Regions from separate parts of the Homo sapiens genome. Here regions 2 and 3 are each linked to region 1. Evidence: chromatin loops called from intact Hi-C (ENCODE). Cell type or tissue: ascending aorta. All regions are shown on one strand.

The links. A loop is a pair of places that touch in the nucleus more often than their neighbours do. Peaks named below come from ENCODE experiments on the same cell type or tissue, not always from the same donor. Only the 100,000 strongest peaks of a DNase experiment are listed, where the experiment ranks them.
Region 2: a loop joins it to region 1, with 2.9 times the contacts of the local background. A loop is called at or near these places in 9 of 110 quality-filtered maps.
Region 3: a loop joins it to region 1, with 2.7 times the contacts of the local background. A loop is called at or near these places in 8 of 110 quality-filtered maps.

Annotation. Positions count from the first base shown.
Region 1 is chr3:71,241,238-71,249,237 of GRCh38, reverse strand. The region is part of intron 5 of FOXP1 (forkhead box P1); the gene reads left to right. Among named protein-coding and RNA genes, the nearest start is that of FOXP1-AS1, 45 kb to the left of the region's middle. RefSeq lists an enhancer at 5,805-7,971. In ascending aorta, no CTCF peak of the experiment used is centred here; DNase peaks (open chromatin) are centred at 537, 4,047, 4,877, 5,777 and 2 weaker places; H3K4me3 peaks cover 5,544 bases; H3K27ac peaks cover 8,000 bases.
Region 2 is chr3:71,169,721-71,177,720 of GRCh38, reverse strand. The region is part of intron 6 of FOXP1 (forkhead box P1); the gene reads left to right. Among named protein-coding and RNA genes, the nearest start is that of FOXP1-AS1, 120 kb to the left of the region's middle. In ascending aorta, no CTCF peak of the experiment used is centred here; a DNase peak (open chromatin) is centred at 4,663; H3K4me3 peaks cover 1,079 bases; H3K27ac peaks cover 6,691 bases.
Region 3 is chr3:70,988,821-70,996,820 of GRCh38, reverse strand. All of the region lies in intron 13 of FOXP1 (forkhead box P1), which reads left to right. Among named protein-coding and RNA genes, the nearest start is that of FOXP1-AS1, 300 kb to the left of the region's middle. In ascending aorta, no CTCF peak of the experiment used is centred here; no DNase peak of the experiment used is centred here; H3K4me3 peaks cover 1,174 bases; H3K27ac peaks cover 5,850 bases.

The DNA.
Region 1 (8,000 bases):
TGGAGCCAGGGCTAAATGCCAGGCAGGCGCCAGGACCCTGCCCACTCCATCCCAGCTTAAATATTCTTACTATATTGTTTCTAGCTTGCCTATGGCCTCTGGCATCCACATGACTCTAAACTCCATTCAGTTATTTTCTTTCCTCCAATGCTAAATTAGGATGTTCACTTTGGTTCCTCCTGGGTTTCCAGCATCTGCAGAAATTCTACACAAAAGGATTCAGAAAGTGCTGGGGCTGGGAAGTTTGTGTTGGCCTTGTTTCAATGACCAATGCAGCTCTTTCTCCTTCCTACCCTTCCCACTGGCTTTTTTGTGATCAGTGACCACAAGACTAAGGACTCCACACCAGGCCTGAGGCCTATTGTGTGAACCAGCTGGCCATTCCCCTAATCTCATAGGTTGGTCCATCCCTGACTGAACCATAACTATGAGGAGCCTGGAGAGGAACTTCTTAAGTTTGTATTCGACTTCATGCTGAATTTTTTTTTTTTTTTTTTGAGATGACGTCTTGCTCTGTTGCCCAAGCTGGGGTGCAGTGGTGCAATCTCGGCTCACTGCAAGCTCCGCCTGCCAGGTTCAAGCGATTCTCCTGCCTCAGCCACCCGAGTAGCTGGGATTACATGTGCGCGCCACTATGCCTGGCTAATTTTTGTATTTTTAGTAGAGACAGGGTTTCACCATGTTGGTCAGGCTGGTCTTGAACTCCTGAGCTCGTGATCCACCTGCCTCGGCCTCCCAAAGTGCTGGGATTACAGGCGTGAGCCACCGTGCCTGGCCATGCTGGATTTTTTTAGACCTCCAGTTTAGTTTGCTTTGAGATCATCTTGAGTTCTTTCTGACTGTGGGTCCTGACTTCTTTTTCCAACTCCATTATTAGCAGGAAGAGAGCATGGCTGATGAACTGGTTAATTACATAGGAAACACGAGATCCTACAGATTTTGAATATTAGTTATGAGAGTTAATTGATTTGTGTGTGCTTAGTTGGTTTGCTTTCCCATAAAGGCTAACATATATTGTAGAGTAGGAGAGCTACATATAGAACACTATCTATTTTGGGCTCCTGTGTGGCACCTTATGGTTGCAAATGACCCAAAGCCAACTCCAGCTGGCTAAGCAAATAAGGGAATTTAATTGGCTTGTGTAATTGACAAGTCCAAGAGGAGGCCTGTTCTCTGTGAGCATTGTTAGGAATCTGTCTTGCTATTGTGCTCACCTTCTTGCCGCTGTGTCCTGGCCTCTGTTCAGCCAGCTCTCTTTTTGTGGAGGCAAGCCCGATTCATGCATTTAAAAGTTTAGCAAGCCAGCAGAAGGACAGCCTTTCTGTCTCCCAATAGTTCCTATGGAATGCTAGTAGTTGAGTATCATTCTTGGGACATGTCCATCCATCAGCCAATCAGTGTTGCTGGCAGAGCAGAACTCACTGATTGGTCAGACTTGGGTTATGGCTCCACCCTCTGGAGCTGAGAGATGCATCAGCCTCCTGTGAACCATTAGGACTGAGAGTGGAGAATGGGCGTTTCCCCAAAAGAAAAATCAGGCTAGTGTCATCAGAGAAAGGGGAGCATGGATGTTGGGCAGACAAAAACAACAGATATCCACTACCATATTTCCCTTTTCATTGTGCTAGTGACTTGGAGAAAATCTCCTGCCTGGTGTGTCTTGATTTCGCCACCAAAGTCGCTCGCAGGCCCTCGGCCTGATTTTATTTACAGCAGCAGCACACCTCTCTCTTCTTCCCTGCAGTCATGATACCCCGGTCTTTCCCCCAGAGGTTGGAATAAATGGCCTTCTCTGAGCCACAATCAATGGCATTCCGTAAGGTGTGACAGAGGAGGCCATCTGGCACTTGTCCCATTGTCGTTTCTCCCTGCCCAGGGAAGAGGCACATTCCAGGCAGAAGGTCGCAGCTCAGCCAAGTGCTGCTGTCTCTCAGAAGCATCACCCTCAGACTGGGGTCTGCAGCACAGAAACGCCACCAGAGTCAAACACCTGGCAGGATTTCCCCCTTTCCCTTTGTGAAATTTTCCAACAGAACCAGGTTGTGGAATAATACATAATGAAAATGATTCTTGAATAAAATTATAAGTTTGAATGTTCTGCACAATACTTTCCCCAATATTGGATGGATTTTTTTTTTAAGATGCTAGCACTGAGATCACTGGCCCATTTCAATTTTTATTGAAACAAATAAACCCAATAAAAACACTTATGCTGAGAGCTGTAGCGCCACAGTGAAAGAATCACCCTGTATTGAATGTATTGATTTATTTATTTACTGCAACTGGAAAATCGAGTATTGTGTTAATGTATTTTATAAGAATCACATTGCTCGATGAAATGGCTAATTTATTTGAGCGTATACATAAATAGCTAGCAATTTTCTCTGAGACAGGCTAATGAAAATGATGCCATGAAATTGTCTATACGATGAAGAGTGACGGAGACGAGTTATTATTGGGTGAGTGCTAAGACGCGCTGAACTGGCCATCATATCTTTGAACTTTTGAACTGCTACTTGTTTCGTGTGATTTATTGATTTTGCTATCTCTCTGTTTAGCTCAACTTTAGTTTTTGCCCAGCAGTGCAGATAAGTGGCATAGGAGATTTAATTTCATGGGTATTTGGGGTTAAAACCTATCTTTAAAAAGAATGCTAAACATGTTTTAATAAAACATGAGTTGCAGGGGTTTTAGGTTTCTGTACGATATGGATCTGATAAGAACCAAGGCAGTTTAGAGGGCAGCCCAGAGGTTCCAGGCTAGGGAGGAACTCTTTCTGAGCTTTGGAAGTTTCACCAGGGCCACATGCATTTTATTTGCTAGATCAGCCTGGCTTCATTCTTAATTACATGTATCATTTATCCCCCTGCCTGTGCCCTTTTGCTCATGGCACATGTTTTGCCTCGATGCCTGGTACACAGAAGGTTTCTCGGGTTCTCGCAGGCAGCATCACTGTCCCTGTCCTCCCGTCCTTGCACACCGAGGGCTGGCCGCTACCGAAGCACCCTCATTTTGGCTGATCTCATGGGGAAACTGCTTTCAAGAGCAGCCACGGCTCTCACCTAGGGAATAAAGATATGGAAGCCTTCTCAGCGTCGGGGCCAGAGCTGGCTCGCTGCTGCTCAGCTGCCTCCAGATTAGTTCTCTGTGGTCCCCATCAGCATTGTTACCCTCCTTATCAGCCTAGCCCTGACCTTTGAGTGGGATGTTTCACTCACTGCTTTGTGGTGGGGGGGGGGTGGTTTTCGTACTAAGTGATCATGGCAAGAAAGCAGCCTTACTTTTTATTGTTGTCTTTGGACCTGCAGAACTTTTCTTAAAAATGTAACATTTTGGGAACTCATTCTTCATAATATTTTTTATTTTATTAGCTAATTTCTAAAGGATGATTTGACAACAGTATTTTATGCTTTTTGTTTATTTGTGGGTGGGGGGGGTGGTGATTGGAGGAGGTGGGAAAGAGCTTTATCATGTAAAAGTAACCATCCTAGAAATTTCAGGTAATAAATTTTCAGGTGCATGAATGGTTAAGACTCTTCACTCAGTGACACAGTATGTGAATGAGGAATTTTTATGAAGGTAACGGTCTTGTTCTTTAAAAATCTGATTTATTTAGCAGGTACTTCTAAATGACCAAGTAATTTTAACCTTCAGAGAAAGATGGGGAGGGGGTGGGTGGGTAGAGAAGGCTTGTATCTCTGCAAGGGATTGAAAATTCACATCCCTTTTAATGATTAAACTGGCACGGTCTTTATTTGGATGTTAAAAGCCTTTTCTTACATTGCAAACATTCTTAGCAAATTTACAGTCAGATATTTGGAAACAGCTAACACTTGAAAAAAAAAAGGAGGAGGAGGGCCTGTTTGAACTAGGAAACAAAATTAGTAGGAATGGCTGAAAAGACAGGACTGACCCCAACACCATTAGCTGGAGAAAAAAAAATTCCATTTCATTGCAACTATGTTATTGTTTACTTTACCATACACATCCTAATATGGTTACCTCCCCGTCAGAGGAGGCCAAGCCAGGGGTTGAGAGGCCCCCTCCGGGAGAAAGCTCCTAACTGCTTCTCAGACAATAAGAAACAAACGGTACAACTCCACAAAAGGCTTCCCGGAAAATAAGTGTCAAATAAATCCTACGGAACTCTCGCTTCTGCCACTGAGCTCTGTATATGCAAACCTGTTTTTATGCCATCGCTTCCCCAGGCTGAGCTGCGTTTGTTTGGAAATGTAAGCCACTGCCTTTTCTTTTTTTCTTTTTTCCTTTTTTTTTTTTCCCCCCTCACTTCATCTGAGGGCTCTGGATTAATTCCTTGAGACATATCTTTGCATACATATCTCATGAGTTATGTTTCCTGGAGCCTTTTACTAGGAACATTAAGGTAAGAATGTTGATTTAGCCTGGGACCTTTGTCACTCAAACTAATGCTCATCAGTGATATAGACATTGTAAAGAAATATTGCGGAGGTCTTTTGTGGTCCCCCTCCCAAACAGAGAGGTGCAGTGCTTTTAATTGTCATGCATGGATTCAGAAAAAAAAAATGCCACCAGTTGTGGATGAGATGTAGCAGAGGTGTGTACTCACTGGTGTGGTGTAAACACTGCTGAAAACACCCCCGATCTGTGGCAGCCACAACAGTTTCATTAGAAGCCTTTTCCTGCTGTTTCTTCCAATTCTTCTCTACTTGGGCGTATTTCTTTTTCTTTTTCTTCTTCTATTTTTTTTTTTTTCCCTTTTTCAACTCTCCTGATCTTTTCCAAATCCTCATGGTCTTGAGGCTTGCCTGTTATTATCTGCAACTCCAGAACAAAGGTAGGTTGCTCAACTCTGTGCTTCGGGGGGAGGGCCAAGTTATTTTGGGAGGGATGTCTTCCTAATGCATGAGTGGCTGACCTAAAAGAGGGGGGAGAGATCATGCTTGGAGCCGAGGGATGAGAGCGCACGCACTGTGGCAGCTTTTATGTAGTGGAGTTTATTTTTATGCAACTTAAAGTAGCGGCAGCATCTTTAGTAGAATGGACTCGTTAGGTTTGGATAATCCACACTGGTGTAACACTGATGTGTACATTTTATTACCAAACTGGGGTTTCAGACATTTGGGGATGCTTGAATTTATGGCAGCAGCTAAGATTCCCTGATGAGGGACTGTATTGAGTTTATCAAAATTAAATAACAGATTTAGGACTTTTTTCTTTTCTTTTAAATTTTAATGTGAAGGTGTGTTTGGGTGACTGGCTATGTACTTTTTCTTTTCCCCTTTGGTCTAATTGCTTTAATTCCTTGGACACCTTCACTTATTTCTCAATTATTTTCTTCTCTAATTTTGTGTAATCTGGTGCTCTGTTGGAGCCAAGGTGGAGGTTTACTGTTTTTAACTAATTGTGCCTTGCTGGGTGGCAATACAATAGAAAGAGTAAAGACCACAAGAAATTCATCTCCACCTGAAAAGGGGACTGGACTAGAGTGGTGCAGCTTCATAATTGAAAACAAGTGCAAATTAAGCCTTGGTGAGGGATATTACAGGCTATTAATCATAATAAATATGTTTGGCAACGATGTATTTTCTTTCTACAGTTTTCAGTTAAAAAAAATCAAAGTTGGTGATTAGAAGAGGGAATAGTTCTTTGGCTTATAGATGCTGGGACGTACTTGTTCATTAGTTCAAACCACGTTAAAAGTGAGCAGTTTGTTCCAGAATCAAGTATGTCATTCCCAAGCAGATTTGAATACATCCCTGTCCAAATGCAATCTCGGGTTCATGCCACAGTGCTTGGCTTTTTCTGAACATCTCAGCTTCAGCACGGGACTCGAGTGCTAAGAATTTTATTTTACGTTATGACTGTGCTCGCACATTCCTGTTGGTTTCTTGGCTGCGGATCATCTCTGTGCATGCACTGTAGCCCTGTCAAGGTGAAGCTCTTTGAAAAATAGAAATTCAGTGTATTTAACCAAAATGAGCTTGAGCAGCCCCTAAGTTTCTATCTTAGAAAGCTGCTAATTATGCTTGTCGAAAAACACATCTGAGTGGAAGGTTCTGAGTCCAAACAGGATCGAGTACTGCTTTAGAAATATAACTGTAGTCTGTGCTTTTAGAGAGGTTTATTTTTACTTTGGGGCCATGGAGGGGGTGATTGGAATTAGTAGCCTTTAATTAGACGGGGAGATATTCAAATTTTACAGGGATTTATGTTAGAACATGGAATGGCGGGTGGCTCTTTCCTCATTATGAATCCTCCCTGCACATAATGAGGTTCATCATTAGTTGATGGAGTGAATTTGCCCTAGCTCTACCTTGAAAGGCACATAATTTACATACTACTTCAGAGCCTAAGCTTTAATGGATTCTTCGATGAATAAAATGAAAAGCTACTTTCTTTAAATTTTTGAACACTGTTTAGATAATACGATTTTAATAAGACATTCAATTTGCTTGTTAAGTATATTTGAAAGTGCTTTTTTTTTTTTTTTTCCTTTTTGGGCAAAATATATTTTGGCTTGCCATGCTGTGTATCACAGCGATGTACCCTCACAGTTGTCTCAGAGGACATATGGGGTACGTTGTTAAGAAATGGGACAATCTTAGGCGGAAAGCTTTTTCACATGTGAGCCTCCAGATTATTGACAAATCTTTTTGTATAGAAACTCTTCTGACATTAAATGGTTATAACAAAAAGGTTTGGAAACAAGCTTATTATTAGTGTCTGGTTTCACATATACGAAATTTGTGTGCATGCTGATTCCAGCCAAAATTGACAATAGCTAGCTGTACCTCCTGATGTATTTTAATGATGGAAGAGCAAACTTCCCTAGTGCAGCTGTGTGTTTCAAACTGCTGTGTAGCTATGATTCGATGAGGAGAAATTGAGTTGGAGGCTGTCTAATATGTTATCAGGGCATCAGCTTAGGAGCGTTCTGGTCTATGCCATAGGTGCAGCAAGTTTTCTGTCACTCTTCCCTCTTTGGGCTGGAATGAGGAAAAAAATCAGCTTTGACTCAGCACGATTTGAACACGAATGTCTTTTAAATGAATATGGGGGGTTAGTAATAGCATGTTACCGAACATGTCCTTTGCTTGTTCGAGACAGGTCACCCCTGCATTGTTATCATTGCTGCAAGTAGAAGCAGGTTTCTGGTGGTTTGTCACTTTCAAGAGCAGGGAAGGTGTCTAAATATAAGCGAAGCCTTGTTTTGATAGAATGTTTTATTACCTGAAAATGATCAGCATATATTAACATTAATAGAATAGTCCATGTCATTCTTTTTTTAGGCAATTTACCTCTGCTACAGACCTGTCTGCTTAAAAAAAAATCTTCCTCTCTTCTAAAACATATATTTGTTTAGAGAGTTTTCACTGAAGTGTACATGACAATTACAGCTGTTCATTAACAAAATTGGGTATTTGTTTTAAACTTTAACCAATCACTTTGATATGCTAATTATGGTGTAATTTAATTTGAGCCCTGTAATGATGATGCCGTTATTATGGACATAAATGATGCAGTTAAGCTGAGAGTAATCTCATTTGCATACTGTACATGCCAGTAAATTAAGCCCTTTCTTCGACTGCTTCAGCTTTAATTTTCCACTTCTTTTCACACAGCTCCTTTTCAGCCCCTCTCTTATAAGCCCACTTTGTAATAGTCCTGATGACTGTTTGATGTGAAGAGTTTCGGCACCACAATAATGCACGACAGAAGATGTAACATTTAAAGGATTCATTATCTTGCTGAGTGTTCCTTTAAGAAAGAAGGATTAGAGGGTGGAGGGGAGACCGGAGTGTCCTTTCCATGGGATATGACAGGGCCCCCTGTTAAAGTAATTTGAGACGCCAAATGCTCTCCACTCGCCCCTAAGTCAGACTTGGGACCTATTATTTAAAATGATGGCTTTTCCCCCACCGTTCTGTAGTTTATGGTCACAAATTGTGTTGCTTTCAGCAGTAGTGAATTTCCTGTGCTCCCTTATGGTAATTGGAGGTAAAAGTTTTTTTTTTGTT
Region 2 (8,000 bases), 72 kb after region 1:
TACCTGTGTTAGTACAGTTCCTTCTCACAAGCACCCTGTGAGCTAAGTACTTTTAAAATACTTGTTCTACACAGGAAGAAACTTAATTAGCTGCCCACGCTCGTTCACACAGCTTACGACTGGACAAGCCCAGATTTCACCCTACATCTGCCCGACTCCAGAGCCTGAGCTCTTCATCAGAGCTCTCAAGCATCTCTTACTGTGTTTGTTTATTGTGGTGATGATCAGTTCATTCTGAAAGGATTTCTCCCATTTTGCCTGCTCTCCTTCCCCATTGAGTTTCCTGAAATGTTTTGTCATTCAGAATCATTCCACTTCAACCCAACTTTTCTTGCTGAGTTCAGAAAGCAAATACTAAGTATTCCCATAGACAGCAGCTTTTCCATTTCCACCCTCTCCTATTTTCAGATGGAGCCCTTATTTGTAGCAGATGTACCTAATTTTACTCTTAAGCAACTGCGCCTTGTAACTTAGGTTGGTTTCATTTCATTTCAACGGGAGAGAGTCCTGCTTCACACCTGTTGCAGTGTGTCCTTCCAGTGAACACCCAAGCCTGGCACCGTCAGACCGAAGTTAGCCTGATTCCATCTGTTTCTAAAACACTTTGATTGGAAGGCCTTTGTTTTCTTTCTTCCTTTTTTTCATTTGTTTTTGTTTTTGAGACAAGCCTTGCTCTGTTGCCCAGGCTGGAGTGCAGTGGCACGATCTCGGCTCACTGCAACCTCCGCCTCCCAGGTTCCATTGATCCTCTTGCCTCAAACTCCTTAGTAGCTGGGACTACAGGCGCCCACCACCACACCCGGCTAATTTTTTGTATTTTTAGTAGAGATGGGGTTTCACGATGTTGGCCAGGCTGGTCTTGAACTCCTGACCTCAAGCTGTCTGCCCACATCAGCCTCCCAAAGTGCTGGGATTATAGGCGTGAGCCACCGCACCCGCCCCCCGGCTCTTTTTTTTTTTTTTTTTTTTTTTTTTTTGAGATAGCCTCTTGCTCTGTTGCCCTGGCTGGAGTAGTACAGTAGTCCAATCATAGCTCACTGCAGCCTTGAACTCCTGGGCTCAAGCAATCCTCCCACCCGAGCCTCTCAAGTAGGTGAAGCTACAGGCACATGCCACCAGGCCCAGCCAGCAGGCCTTTGTTTTATCCAGAAATAGCAGAAATTCGGCAGTGCCTCTGGTGGTGACGTTTGCAGCATGCTATAGGCAATAAAGCTAAGGCATTAGGGTCCTGAAGGATCTGAACCATACCTCCAGCACAGAAAACTTTTCTGATTGCTGTCTCCTTTGACTGGTCAGGGGGATGGAAGTATTGCTTCTAAGAACGCGGAAATCTGGGTTTATTAATAAGGCTGCACATAATAAATTGCAAGTAAGTAGTGGTGGTTGCAACTGGTATTTTATAGACAACTGAAAAGCAGCTATTTTGAGTTTGACATGGTCCCCTTTATTGCCCTTGTGTTTGGGAACATGGAACCCGAAGACTTAAACTGTAGACTTTCTCCAGGTGCCCCAAACAGCTGTCACACACTGACAGGATGAGGGAAATACCTTCTGTGTTTTCTTAGGATTATGTAACAGGCTTGAACCCTATTCTGACCAACAAAAATGTATTTGGATAAAATATTTCTGGTACCTTGTGTTTCTTGAGGAAATTATTCACCCAGCTTCACTGATTAATGAGTTAGTCCTTTTGAAGTTGCCACAGTTACTTTCGTTATTTTAATAACTGGGGAGAGTGGATTATTTTGCTTCAAGAGTGATTAGCTCTGTTGAGAAAATGTCCTTTGCTCCCTGAGTGGTATTTTGTGTTCCTGTGTCTGTGTCTCACCTGCTTTGCTCACATAGAACACTGCTCCAGTCAACAAAGAACAATTGCTTAGCACGATAAATAAAAGATAGTACTCACAAACGAGGTATGATGGGACTTAGGGTAGGAGTTTTAAAGATTCATAACCTACAAGTCAAACTATGTACATTTCCCTAGCAGCAAAAGCATATATTTGTTTCCGGTTTAGGAAAGTCTTTACCTTTCCTGGCTTATTTTATGAAGTCAGCTGATTACCCGGAGTCCGTGAGTCCTTGCTTTACCATGAAATCACTAACATCTTAGTTGGTCACCATTCTGGATCAGCACAAAAGCCCAACTAACTAGGCTACAGAGGATCATTTTTAGTCTGTCTTTATCTCTCTCTCACCTTTGAAAAACAAGCTGATGGGTCTGCTTTTGAAAAGAACAGTGGAAAAGGCTGAAAAGCAATCTTATTTGAAGAAAAGTCATCAATTGAAAATCTCCCAGTTTTGGGGCTGCTATTGGAGAGGCAGGGAGCCTCCATTCCTTGAAGGTGTCATCGTGGCCACATACGTGTTGTCAGTGCAAAAAAGAGACACACTTGATGGGCCAAAGAAGTAAGTCAAGCTCTTTTGATTCCCAGAATGAGAAATGAAGTACATGCATGTTTCTGGGTGGCTTACATATTTGCCCCTCAAGCTACTTTGAAAGTCCAAAATAGGCCGGGTGCGGTGGCTCAAGCCTGTAATCCCAGCACTTTGGGAGGCCAAGGCGGATGGATCACGAGGTCAGGAGTTCGAGACCAGCCTGGCCAATATAGTGAAACCTCGTCTCTACTGAAAACACAAAAAATTAGCGAGGCGTGGTGGCAGGCGCTTGTAATCCCAGCTACTGGGGAGGCTGAGGCAGGAGAATGGCTTGAACCCGGGGGCGGAGGTTGCAGTGAGCTGAGATCATGGCGCTGCTCTCCAGTCTGGGCAACAAGAGCGAGACTCCATCTCAAAAAAAAAAAAAAACATTTATGTACTCCAACTTGGTCATACCTGCAATCTGCTGTGTCCTTGATTCTTCTACCCTTCTCTTCCTACCCTGGGGTATATTGGGGTGTGTGTGTGTGTGTGTGTGTGTGTGTGTGTGTGTGTGTGTATGCATGTGCATACATTGTGTATTCGCTTTGCTCCTTATTCCTTATCTGTAGAGTCATAGCATTTCTAAAATTCCTTAGATGATCCAGACTCACATTTTATGGATGAAGAAACTAAGCTCAGACAGAATAAAGGCTTTGTCCTTTGATTAACTTTTGCATGGATACCCCTGATGTATTCAGAAACAGTCTTGTGGGGTATGATGTGGACCCTTCCATGATCTGTGAAGATGGATGAAATCAGGAATTTTATTTCTATGGTACTGACACTATTAACAACAACAATTCATACATAGGGTATGTGTGTATTACTATGTACATGTATGTCTGTGTTTTCCTGGTTTCCTTTGTTTGTTTGTTTGTTTTTGAGACAGGATCTTGCCGTGTTGCCCAGGCTGGAGTGCAGTGGCTATTTAGAGGCAGCTGGGCTCAAGCAAATCTCCTGCCTCACCCTCCCCAGTAGCTGGGACTACAGGTGCATGCCGCTGCACCCAGCTTACTCTTAAATTCTCACTATCAGTTATTGGGAAGTGGGTTTTTCCCCCCTCCACAGTAATCTTTCTACAATAAGGATCTGTAAACTCTAAATTTTCTTTTAAGTAGTAAAAAAATTGTTTTTGGCTTTGGAGGCTGTTCTTTCTGTCACAAATACTCCATATGAAAGCAGCTATAGATCTTACATAAATAATGGATCTGTCTGTGTTCTAGTAAAACTTTACTTACAAAAACAGAGGACTAGGGCAGTAGTTTGCAAAACCCTTCCTAGACCATGCATAGATGGGTATTTTTTCTGTGTAGAGGGTGGTAAAGTTCCCCTGCTAATCACATGATACTGTAAGATTGGTAACTTTATTTTGTCACTTTCTTCTTCAACAACAATTACAACAAAAACTTCCCCATTTCATCCTTCCCACCATGGTTGGTTTCCCAACTCCCATTCCTTAAAGCTTCCTTCATTGTGGTTTTCCTGATGACTTCAAGCCCATGTTTTCTTGAATGCTGTTGGAAAGAGGCTTAGACTTCCCAGAATATGCCAGCAATCCCTGGTGAGATGACTTCAGCCCTCATCTCCACATCTAATTGTTATCAGCCATGCAGGAGATAACCTCGGTAATTCCTTACTAGATATTCATAGTCTTCATGAACTGGCCTATTGTCACCCACACCCCCACCCTCACTTTAAAGTTGCCTTTCACTGAATTTCTAACTGGAATGTGTAGCATCTTAACTTTGGCCTAGGCCTTCTGCTTCTCCATGTCTAATGTATGGTTTTACTAATGTATGACAGCTAATATGTTGCATCAGAAGATCATGCTATCCTATGCTTGCAGGACTTTTTATGCAGGGCAAGAACTAAGGCAAAAAGTGTGTGTGTGTGTGTGTGTGTGTGTGTGTGTGTGTGTGAATTTTTTCTTTTTTTTCTAAATTGAGGCAGTTCCCATTCTAGAAATTTTGTGAATAGAGTCAGGCTGATTGGGTAGTGATGGTGAGGAGAAGAGAATGGAGACTGGGGTTGAGACAGTCTCATGAAATATCTTACTGGCTGATTATTCCTATCCAACTATGATGATTTTTCAGAAATCTTTAGGGATACTGACTCATTTTCTTAGGCAATAGATGAGAAACTTTCAGTAGAGGGGGAAAAAAGGTGACCTCTGGACCAATAGGGAAAAAAAAGCAATCTCTCAAGTTTGCAAAATGCATGGGCTCTTGCGAAAAATCTGAGAATGTTGATAGAGGTTTCAGCCAGCCTGAGTGTTGCTGCTGTAACTTACCCTGTGATTTGAAGCAAGTCACTCACTCTTTGAGCCTCTGGATACGACTTCATTTCTAAGTTTACTTTTGCCTCTGAAACTGTATGTTGCTTCTCCTATCTTAAGTTTCTGAGTAAACTAGAAATCAGACTCAGTTTGAGACAATTGGCGCTTCAGTAATTTTGGGGGAAGGTGGTACCTCACAAATCAGTGGGCAGGGCAGCCCTTTAAAAATGGAATTCCAGGCAGCTAACGAAATTTCCCAGCAACAAGTAAAAATACCAACAGTGAATCCAGAAGGAAGAGGGAAGGAAGATAGAAGGAAATCCTCATTTTGAACACAGGACCAATCAACAAGGTGGGATGCAAAACTCTTGGTGAGAAAACCTAGGATTCGGAGTCCCTGCCCTCCTGCCTTCTGTCCTGGTGACCTTAGGCAGTTGCTTAGCCTCAGTTTTTTCATCTGTAAAATAAGGTTAATAATAACTGCCCTGCACACCTCAGAGGAGTATTAGAGGAAGCAAGTGAAGTGTTATAGGTCAAAATGCCTGGTAAGCAATGAAACACTACATAAATGTAGGTGTCACCATTATTGGATGCGATTTTCATTTGCTTTACATTCTTTGAGACTCTCACATATTTTGAAACCCGATGGATTCCCTCGAGACCCTTCATGTTGTTGTAGGACTGCAGGGATTTAGTTCCTTGGGATTTCTGTTGAGTAATTCTGCACATAACCAACAGGGCATTAAAAAGCAGGCATATTCTATTTTTCCAAGATTTTTGTTCTTTTCCTTTAGTGTAATGTATCAGAAACTTTTCATTTTATAACAAAAGGCACTGTTTGTGAATTTTCTTGTATTAAAAAAAAAGTAATGGAGGACTACCCTCGAGCTTCCAGAAAACAAAAGCCACGATATCCATGATTAAGCAAAGGAGGCTACATGAGATTTGGCAGGAAGGATAGCAGGTTGGGTTGTTACTTATCAAAGGAATATTTGCTGTTGGCCTTAGTATAATAATGTTAATGAGATTATTAGGTGGGGGAGATTTTTAATAAATAATTGATAAGGATTAGAAAGTGCCTTTTCTGCAAATAAACTTCAGAATAATTAATATTCATGGACTCTGTTTGTCAACAGAAAAATGTAAATGAAGAGCCGGTCCCATCACCAGACACACGTCCTGAAGGACATCTGTAAGATAGGGTTAAAGATAGAAAAGGTGAATGCAGAGGCCTGGCCCAGACCCCAGCCCTGTGTGTCAATACAACTTTTCACGTTGTTACATACACATTTTCCAGTCTGTGTCTCCCTCTGAAAGAAACCCTGAAATTCAGGTTGCTAATAGATTGTTGGTTGCAAGTATGAAGGACAGAGGAGGTAAGAGAGGAGGCAACTTGCTAATGCAAAAGCAGTGTACTGAAAGTCACTTTTATTTCTTATTTATAATCTACATGCACACTCTGGATAATAGATGACACTGCTCATTCAGTACTTTAACTTCAAAGCAGAGAGAAGCCATGGATGACAGAGCCGGGAGCGGGAATACAAAGGTACTAACAACAAGAGGAAAAATGCCTGTTTACGGGATTGCATTTGTTAGCACGCTCTCTTCAGATATTGTTCCCCCAGGAATAGCGAAAATATGTGCAGCGCGAACAATGATTTAACATCTGAAAATGGTACTTAAAGAGTTTCTGTCTGGTAGTAATGTGATGGAGGCTTCTGAAGGGAACCTGGGGACTTCATTTCTTCTATTTATCTATATGTCTCTCTGGTTTTAGTGAGCGGTAATTGCATATTTAACCCCTCAAATAGCTTTAACCCTCACGATGCCAACTTTTTACCCTGTATAAAATGTACTTTTATCCCAGCAAAGGCAGACTCAGAAATTCCCTAGCCAAAAAATTATTTAAATTAAAAAAAAAAAAAAGTGAGTGTGTATTTGTATGAATGGATGGAAGGCTGGATGGATGGATGGCTGAAAAGAAGTTATAGCAGCATTTTGCAGTTAGTTTTAGGTGAAGAATCATGCCCGCCTTCCTGGTTTGGAAGAAGACCAGTTAAAGTACAGATATTATAAAGAGTGAAAACTCAAACAAAAAGAAGAAAAGAAAGACGGACTAAAACAACTGTGTTTTTATTTTGAATTCATTGTGGCTGGAGCTCAGAGAGGAAAGAGACGGCCCCATGGAAGGAAGTTGTAGATGGACGCTGAATCAAGAGTATAAATTTGCCGCATGCCTCAGCAATATGGTTTTCTCAATTAGTGGTCGTTCTGGGAGGCCTGCTTAACAGCTTATGCGAAACAAATATTAACACAAATTGTATAATTACATCAAAATCCCAAATTCCTCAAAGATGCAAAATGGTTTTCAGCTAAGAATACGCGAGCAATAAAACATCCTATAGTCAAAAGAAGCACACTCCAAGGAAACCATGAAGACTGGATCCGAGCGACTTTCACAGTTTATTTTCATGGTATTTAAATTATGATACCAGTGGGTATTTTTAATTAGTGTGCACTTGTCTACATAAGCCATGTTGGCAAATTTGACTCATTCATACAGTAGTTGCTGTAAAAGAGGCCAGCACAGCCTGCAGGAATTAAAATTAAAAGTTTCTGCAAGCTGTTGTCGACATGACCATATCTCATTAACTTTAAAAATGGAGATTATTTGCCTGAAAGCTTGATTTGACTAGCAGTAATCAAATATTAGGCTCAACGGAGTGAGGGCGTGGGGGGAGCGTCATTGTTGTGATATATACCGCTAAGTGTTTTGCAGTTCACTTTAAATAGCAATATAAGATTTTTGTTTTGACAAAAGGGATAGGAAAGAGAAACACAGACATATGGCCTTGAAAGTATTATTAGGACAGTTTTATTTTAGATTAAGACTCATTATTTACTAAGTTTGCTGAAGATAAATACGATTGTGCTGATTACCAGTTCTCCTCTCATTAAGCAGGCTGATTAATTATCTGGAGTAGCTCCCCCTGCTTGATCAAAGTTTAAGTATTGGAAATGGGGCCTATCTCGTGATTATCTTTTCTTTTTTCAATGCTAATTGGCATGAAACTTAAATTTGTACATTCGATTCATCCCATCGTTTTAACTAAATATGATGGAGGTTGCAAAATTGTGCGTAAAATGAACCAAAATAGAAGAGCCTTCTTCTTATCTACTCTTTAAATAGCTTGTTATTTGAATTACATATCTGAGCAAAAAATCTTTTTTTTTTTTTTTTGCCAGTAATTTTTTAGCCAGTAATTAAGGAGCCTAATGTTGAAAACCTAAAGTAACTGAAATA
Region 3 (8,000 bases), 250 kb after region 1:
ACCACACATGTGCCCCATCGTAAAAGCAAACCCAGTAAGCTCAGATTGAATCTTACCATATACATCGATGGAGGTTCAGGATGTCTAACCTAGAGGGTCATCATAAAAGGATTCCACAGGACAATTCAGAGGGCACAGTAGCTGTAGAAGCAACCAAAGCTGGTGAAGGTCACTTAAGTGCTGTGTACCTAGACAGCCTCCTTGAATCTAAACCCCAGAAAACTTTCACCCAAAATGGAAGGCCCTTGTGTCTCTGATCTATCAGACAAACCTCCCTAAAGAAAAAGATGCAATTTTTCCAAAATAACTACTGTTAGCCATAGGGGATAGTGGCTGGAGATGTTCCCCTTCACAGAGCTATCTGTACAATACCAAACTTGAATTAAACTGAAAAGCTTTCAAGGCTGTACTGGTGAGATTTCAGGAAGCTGGGCAGAAATAAAGACAATGGGTTGTGGAGACTGATTTAGACTGTCTAATCAGCACTGTGCATGACAGCTGTCCTGTCCCTGTGTATTTAAAATATGACTTGAGGCCGGGCAGGCGTGGTGGCTCACGCCTGTAATACCAGCACTTTGGAAGGCTGAGGCGGGCAGATCACCTAAGGTCGGGAGTTCGAGACCAGCCTGACCAACATGGAGATTACCCCATCTCTAAAAACACAAAATTAGCCAGGCACAGTGATACATGCCTGTAATCCCAGCTACACAGGCGGCTGAGGCAGGAGAATTGCTTGAACCTGGGAGGTGGAGGTTGCAGTGACCCGAGATTGCGCCATTGCATTGCAGCCTGGGCAATAAGAGCAAAACTCCATCTCAAGAAAATTAATAATCATAAAATAAAATATGACTTGATTTACGAAACCACAGTTTCAATAGAAATACCAATTACAAAAGGCAAGGTACATCTATGTTTGTTAAATTATTGTTGAAAGATGTAAAAATATATGGTGAATGTTTTCTTAGCGGTAGAAAGAATGTTTATGTAGAGCTTGTTAACAGGGAAGGGTTGGTTAATTCCATTCTCTTGTTGCAACCTTCTACTGGTCTTATTTGGAGAAGAGTCAAGAAGACATCTCAGTGGGCCTTCTGAGCCTTTTCAAACATTTCCTACTGCATTTCATTATTGCAAAGACAGTTATAATTTTTAAACATTTTACCAGTGGACCCCAGCTATTAACTGGGATCTAAAAGTGTAAACCCTGAGAGGTGTGTGAGTTCCTTATACTATACACATAGACACCTAACAGTGAGACAGACACCATAAAAATCATTTGGGTCGATGACATACATGGCTTTTTGAAATCAGGGAATGCAGTAAGATTTCATCTGTTCTTTTTTGACAGATTCTTTTGGAATGATGTACAGATGAGATGAGTTAGAAATGGAATGGAGCAAAGTTCCCATAATCAGTATACATAATCTTATACAGGTTATGAAATGTGCAGTCTTCCCTCCACCCCCACCATGACAGAGGGACAGAGACACAGGAACTAGAAAGTTGTTGAGGATAAGAACTCCCCACTGAGAAATGCCATGGCCAGGATTGTAAGGAAACACTTGAAGCTTCCGCGATATTGGGCCCCCACTGTCCACCGGCCGTGGGCCTAGGGATTTAAATTCATATGAATCCAGATTACTTGGGTCCTCTTAGGTGGGACATTCATATGAACTCTTCCAGCCTCTAAGCTAAAGAAGAGATGTCACAAAAAGTTGCAGTGGTGGTTGGATTTTAATTCCGTTTGGGGAAAAGGGGAAACCATCTGATTTCACAGACAGAAAAAAAAAAAATACAAAAAACATCTGACAGAATTGACTTCACTTAGGAAGCTGAGACAGTGGTACAGATACATATTTCTGATCACATGTAGTGGTTTTAATTTGTTCTGTGATCATGTGACATTGCTAAACTGCTGTATATTTTTTCTGATGGATGAAGATGTCCTGATGTTTTCATCATGTGTCATCGGGGCAGGTTCAGGACAGGCTCCCTACAACCCCTCAGCCTCTAGGCCCTTTAAAATGAATATTGAAAGCAGGCAAGGGAAAAAGGAATCAACCAAACCAAGGTTGATCTGCCTGGCAGGCGACGGGGGTGGAGGTGTGTGTACCTTGTATTCTTTAATGATTTTATTCCATTCAGTCACTACTTACCAAGCACCTATTATATAGGGAGCACTGGATACAGATAGTAAGGTGGTGTGGCCTCTTCCCGTAATACACAACCTAGTAGGGTAAGACCAGGATGCCTTTAACTTCCCTGCCAGGCAGAGTTTCTAAAAGCAAGGGGTGAGGGATTGGGGAAGGTGACAGTGGAAAGGGTTGTTGGCAAGGACATTCCAGGCCAAGGGAGCCATGGAAGACGTTGCCTAGATTGTAGGATAAGGAAGAAAGGATAGTGGAAGGATATATTGCTCTTAAAATTAATCTGTCTGTTTAACACGAAATAGGGTGACCAACTGTCCCAGTTTACTTTCTTGGACTGAAGGGATTCCTGGGAGTTGGGATTTTCAGTTTCAAAACTGGAAGAGTCCTGGGCAAGCTGGGAGGAGTTGGGTCACCCTACTCCACTAGCTGTGGGAGAGAGCTATTGAATGCCCCATCTTCTGCTTGTAATTATTTCATCTGGCTTGGAAACCATTTGACTGGCCAGCTGTTGAGCTCCTGCTGTATGCCAGGGCACTGTCCTAGGTGCCTTATGTCCCGAATTTCTTGGAATCCCCACAGTCCCTCTGTGAGTACACACCACCCTATTTCCTTGATTCTAAGAGTCACTTTTTTTTCTTTTTCTTTTTCTTTTTCTTTTTCTTTTTCTTTTTCTTCTTTTGAGACGGAGTTTTGCTCTGTTGCCCAGGCTGGAGTGTAGGTGGCAGGATCTCGGCTCACTGCAACTTCCACCTCCCGGGTTCAAGCGATTCTCCTGACTCAGTCTCCCAAGTAGCTGGGACTATAGGCATGTGCCACCATGCCCTGCTAATTTTTGTATTTTTAGTAGAGACAGGTTTCATCATGTTGGCCAGCATGATCTCAAATTCCTGAGCTCAAGGGATCCGCCTGCCTCGGCCTCCCAGAGTGCTGGGATTACAGGCCAGTGTGCCCAGGTAGGAGTCACTTTTTAAAAGAAAAATATAACATTTGGAAATCAATATATGTCTTACATTTAATGAGTGTGTTTAATGTAATGTTTCTTCTCATTCTTTGAGAAGGTATTACTAAATCCATGGTTATTTTAACTATCACTGGCCTCTTAGAGTCAAAGAAATAATTTGCAGGGATCCCTCCCAGATGAGGAAACTGAAGTTTAGGAGGTCTGATTAACTTGTTTAATGCCAATGGCGAATAAGGGCAGAGCCCAGGAGGTTAACCCAGCCTTTGTAGCCTGTGCTCCTTTTATTGTGGGATCCTGCCTTAACGCTTCCACCCAGAGGATCATTGTGGCCCAGCTGGGCTCTACGCAGGAACTGGTTTTAAAACCCGGCTTTGGGGGCCATGCCACTCTGCCTTGCGGAGCTCTGTCCTGGGCATTCCATGGTAGCAAGGCAAGGCTGGAGTCCGGTGACACTGGGATCACTCCAACATCTCCCAAATCATCTACACCAGGAATTGTAAGCTCTAAGAAAATGTCAGCAGGGAGAAAAGTGCACAAGTTTCAGTAGCAGAGGGAGACATTAATCCTAACACAAATCAATTACCGTACGAACTTTACATGTGATTACTGTACCATTAGTGGTGCTATTTGTAATCACACCAGCCTCCTAGACTTTAGCAAATTTATTATCTGTAATGTATCCCCCTTTGGCCCTGTCTAACCCTGTTTGAGGCAATACTCAGGACAGTTCCTATACTAGCGGCCTCACAGAGCCTCCTGATATGCCCTGCACAAGCCCTGAGCACGTCGGGGAAAGAGAGGTCCTAACAGCACGGTAGTTCCATATTGCCAGTGCTTTGTAACTGGAGCCAAGAAAAAGAAGAGAGAGAGTCTCTGGGTTTCTCACTTCCATGTCCTTCTGTGAAAACCACGACACTTATTTTTCATAATTTAAAATCCTGCCTTACTCTGGGAGCATTAGAATTCCTAGACTATGACTTAGTATTAGTGTGCGTCTGCTTTAAATGTCAAGAGAGTCTTTAATAATAACATGTAAGGAACGTTAAGATGGTGACAGAGTACAATAAAAGTAGGGAAATTCTTCGATTGGGGTGCAATGAGCCATATATTGCCCACCACCTGAATGCGGTAGTTGGTGTGAAAGAACTCATTTAAAAGTTTTTCACTGGTACTAAGTTCTGAAGCCATAGTTTGACAAGGTGGGTCAAAAATAATTGATAAATGCTCAGTTTGGTAGAGTAATTTGAGTTCTGCTCCTTCTAGTCACTGCTTTTTCTCCCCCTTGTTTTTCTTCTTTTCATCATATGTACGTCAGAGACCTGTGTTATTGGATATACCCTGCCTAAGTAACTGGATATACCCTGCCTAAGTAACTGGATATGCTTGGGCCACATCGGGTTAATCTCTTTGGATCATCATTGTATACGAAACTACTGAGGAAACGTATACAGCCACTGTTTAAGGCCTTCTCAGTCCGTGGCAGAAAGTAGTGTCTCTCACTTAACTTGATTAAACTTGGACACTTGGGGTCCTTATTTAAAAATACCTACTTCCAAGCCTCACTGTTGGAGTGTTGGCTCCAGCATGTTTAGGTGAGACCGCAGTCGTTTCACTTGGAGATCATCATTGTATGGGATAATCTGAACTCATGCATTCATTTAGGTGCCTCTTAAAACTCCATGTGCCCCCCTTCCATGGAGATTCTTTGAAAAGACACCTTCTTTTCATAATTTAAAATCCCGTCTAACTCTAGGAACAGTAGTTCAGCATGAGAGCAGGGAGGGAGACTAAGACCTATGATTTGAGTTATTGTCCCAGGTGATTCTTAGAATCACACTAGTGTGGGAAACTCAGACCAAGCATCATACAACTGGGACCCTAGTCTTATTTCTGCCCCTTCCCAGTTCCCTGACCTCAGATATGTTTACCTTGCAAACCTCAGTTTCCCCAATTATAAAACAGAATAGGATTAATGGATTTGAAATAGCCACAGTAGCCTTTACCTCTGTTAAATCAAAGGAGTGTCTTGGCCCTTTCTTCTCATCTGTCCTCAAGAAGTCTAGCATTTTTACACATACAAAGCCCTTCATTTATTTCAGCAGAGTTTTGTTTCTCACGAGTGAGAACTGCCAAATTGGCCTTAAAATGATTAGTCCTCCTGACAACATAGAAAATGGTGATGTTAAATGAACCCCAAACCGTGTTCCCTTTTCTCTGTTAAAATAATGAGTTTAAGATTAATCTTAGTTTGTATCTTTGAGGATGTTGAATGGAACTCCTAGCCTTTGGCAGTTATCAGTGGCTCGGGTGCAATACACAAATTCTGATCTTTCACAGCCCAGACTGTCTTAAACCTAATTTGAGGCCATGGCTAATAGAAGAGGAGATGACCTATTTCGGCCAAAGGGTAGAAAAATATTTGCCCAAGATGAGGGGAAGATACAGTAAGAACCTGAGACAAATTGATAGGAAGTGGGCTTCATCTTTCCTTTGCTTTCTGTTCCATTCTTTAAACGATCAAAATTATTTCCCTTCCCAGTTAGCCCAACTGCAAACTCCATTGAACCCCTGTTAGGCAGATCCAGATTTCAAACATATACTCAGCCAGTAGTTTAAATACACTGGACCGATTTCACTTTTCTTAAAAAAAAAAAAAAAAATTAGAAAGTTGTTGAGCATTCATAAAGCACTAGTCATTTTGCTAAGCTTGTTATGTGCAAGACCTCATCTGATCTTCAGAACACCCCTTCAGAGTTCAGAGATGATCATTCCGTATTTAGAAGGAGAAACTTGGTAATTAAAAAGGTTACATAATGTGCTGAGTCACTGAGCCAGGATTTGAACACAGCACAGTGTGATTGTTGTGTCCACATCCTTAACCGTTTTCACCCTGCCATCGTTCTACAGAATGGTTGAACAAATTCAGTAGATTAAAATGACCCCTGCACAAGCAGCTCCCTCTAATGTTTAGGCCGTTGTCATTTCCTTTATGCTAGATACTCATTCCATACCCACTGGGAAAGTCTTTTAGAGAGTAATTCTCTTCTCTGATATTTCAACACAAATTTTCTCTTTAATTTGCCAACCAAATTTTAGTGGGCCTTCGGATTGAATGTCTCAACCTCCTTTTCTTTGCTTTTCATGGAATTCATAGTTTAAGAGGAAATGCTGGAATATGCTTGCTAATATTAAATGTTTGTATCCTCATATTTTAATAATGAAAGGATGCCGTGAAAATTGATGGGGATGGTGAGCTCATGGGATGATGGCATAAAAAGTAATAAAGAATGTGAAAGCTTTTGGAAGGAGCAGTTAGTATTATAAATGCAAGACAGACATTGTAGACAGGATGTGGTTTCAATAGGTGTGAATGTTTAGCCTTTTTGCCTAAAAAAAAGAAAAACTGAATTTGGCGGGTTTCTTTCTGTAATTGTTAAAACAGTTTGTGTTAGAGCTGTAATTGATTTAAAGTCTAAAACTCATTCAAGAGTATGATACTACACATTAGTTTTCACTAACCAAACAAAACCAAAAAGTTAGATTTTTGCCTTTTTGTGTAACCTTGTCCATCTTTTAGAAAAGCAGAACTAGGGTGGTACAATTGAGGTTCCTGGATAACTCTCAGAATTGACGATGAATTCTAAGCAATGTGCTCATGGAAAAATATGAAAATGTTTCCGATGGCAGTTACTTCCAGGGTTTATGAAAGTGGCTGTGTATACAAATTCTAGGTATGTGTTTGCAATGTAGTGTTGCTACCTTTGGCTGACCAGTAAAAGATCAGTTTGGTAGACATTTGGATGGAAATATGGAGAAGATGTTTCCTTTAAATGCCCAGGATTTGGATTTTCCTTATACCACACTTAGTGGTACAAGGTATAATTGCTACATCAACAACGTTTACCCCCAAATTAAGTCACAATTAATATTCAGCAGACTTCAGTAAATATCACCTCTCACCCTTTAATTTGTATTGTTCAGCATGACAGACTACTGCTTGTTTTTAAGAAAAATACAACTGATTTCTTAATTCCTTCTGGCCTTTGATAACTTTAAAACAAAACATTTCTTAAAAAGTCTGAGTATTTGACATCAAAAAGCTTAGGATACTTACATTTTAAAAAAAATAATAATAATGGCAGAAAAATAGCATTCCCAACATTTTAATTGTTCTAAGCCTCTTTGGAAAACTAAATTCCTTTAGCATTATGTGTTCAGAGAATCTTTTAGTTTGGCTGTTCAATAACTTACTAAAGAACAGAGGAGGAATACCATCAAGTGGCTCCTAATATGGTATCATTTTCATTTCCTGTTTGTTGAAAGATAAATGCTAACACTGTACGGCTGTTTTTTTCTTTCTTTCTTAATTTATTCCTCCCTGAACCACAAGGGAATAAAAAGAAAAAAAAAATCAAATGTGATATGGCTGGAGACTGAGTCATCCAGTAGGGATAAGCTGAAAGCTTTTTCCCTTCTCCCTTTTGTACGGTTTCCCTTTTCTCCATCTTTCCACAATCCCCGACCCCTGTCCCCCTTCTTCCTTAGAAAATAACTGTATTTAAATAGATAAACTATATTTGTTTTTTTATTTGGGAATAATTTGACTTTAAAAAACTTTATTTTTAAAGGATTTAAGGTTAATTATGTGACAGAACTAATGAGTCCCTCCTTAAATCTAAGGCATTATTTTGGACAAATGATGTACCAAAGTATTGAAATTAAACTGTATTCTCTCCCTCTCTCCTCTCTCTCTCTCATATTAATCTCTTCTCCATCTTCCCTAAATGCCACAGCTGTTCTCTTGACTATCCCTTTATCTTTAGGGGATATATTTCCCACTTCTTTTACAGAAGTAATCGTTATGTGTCCCCTATGCCCAACTGTCTTGAACT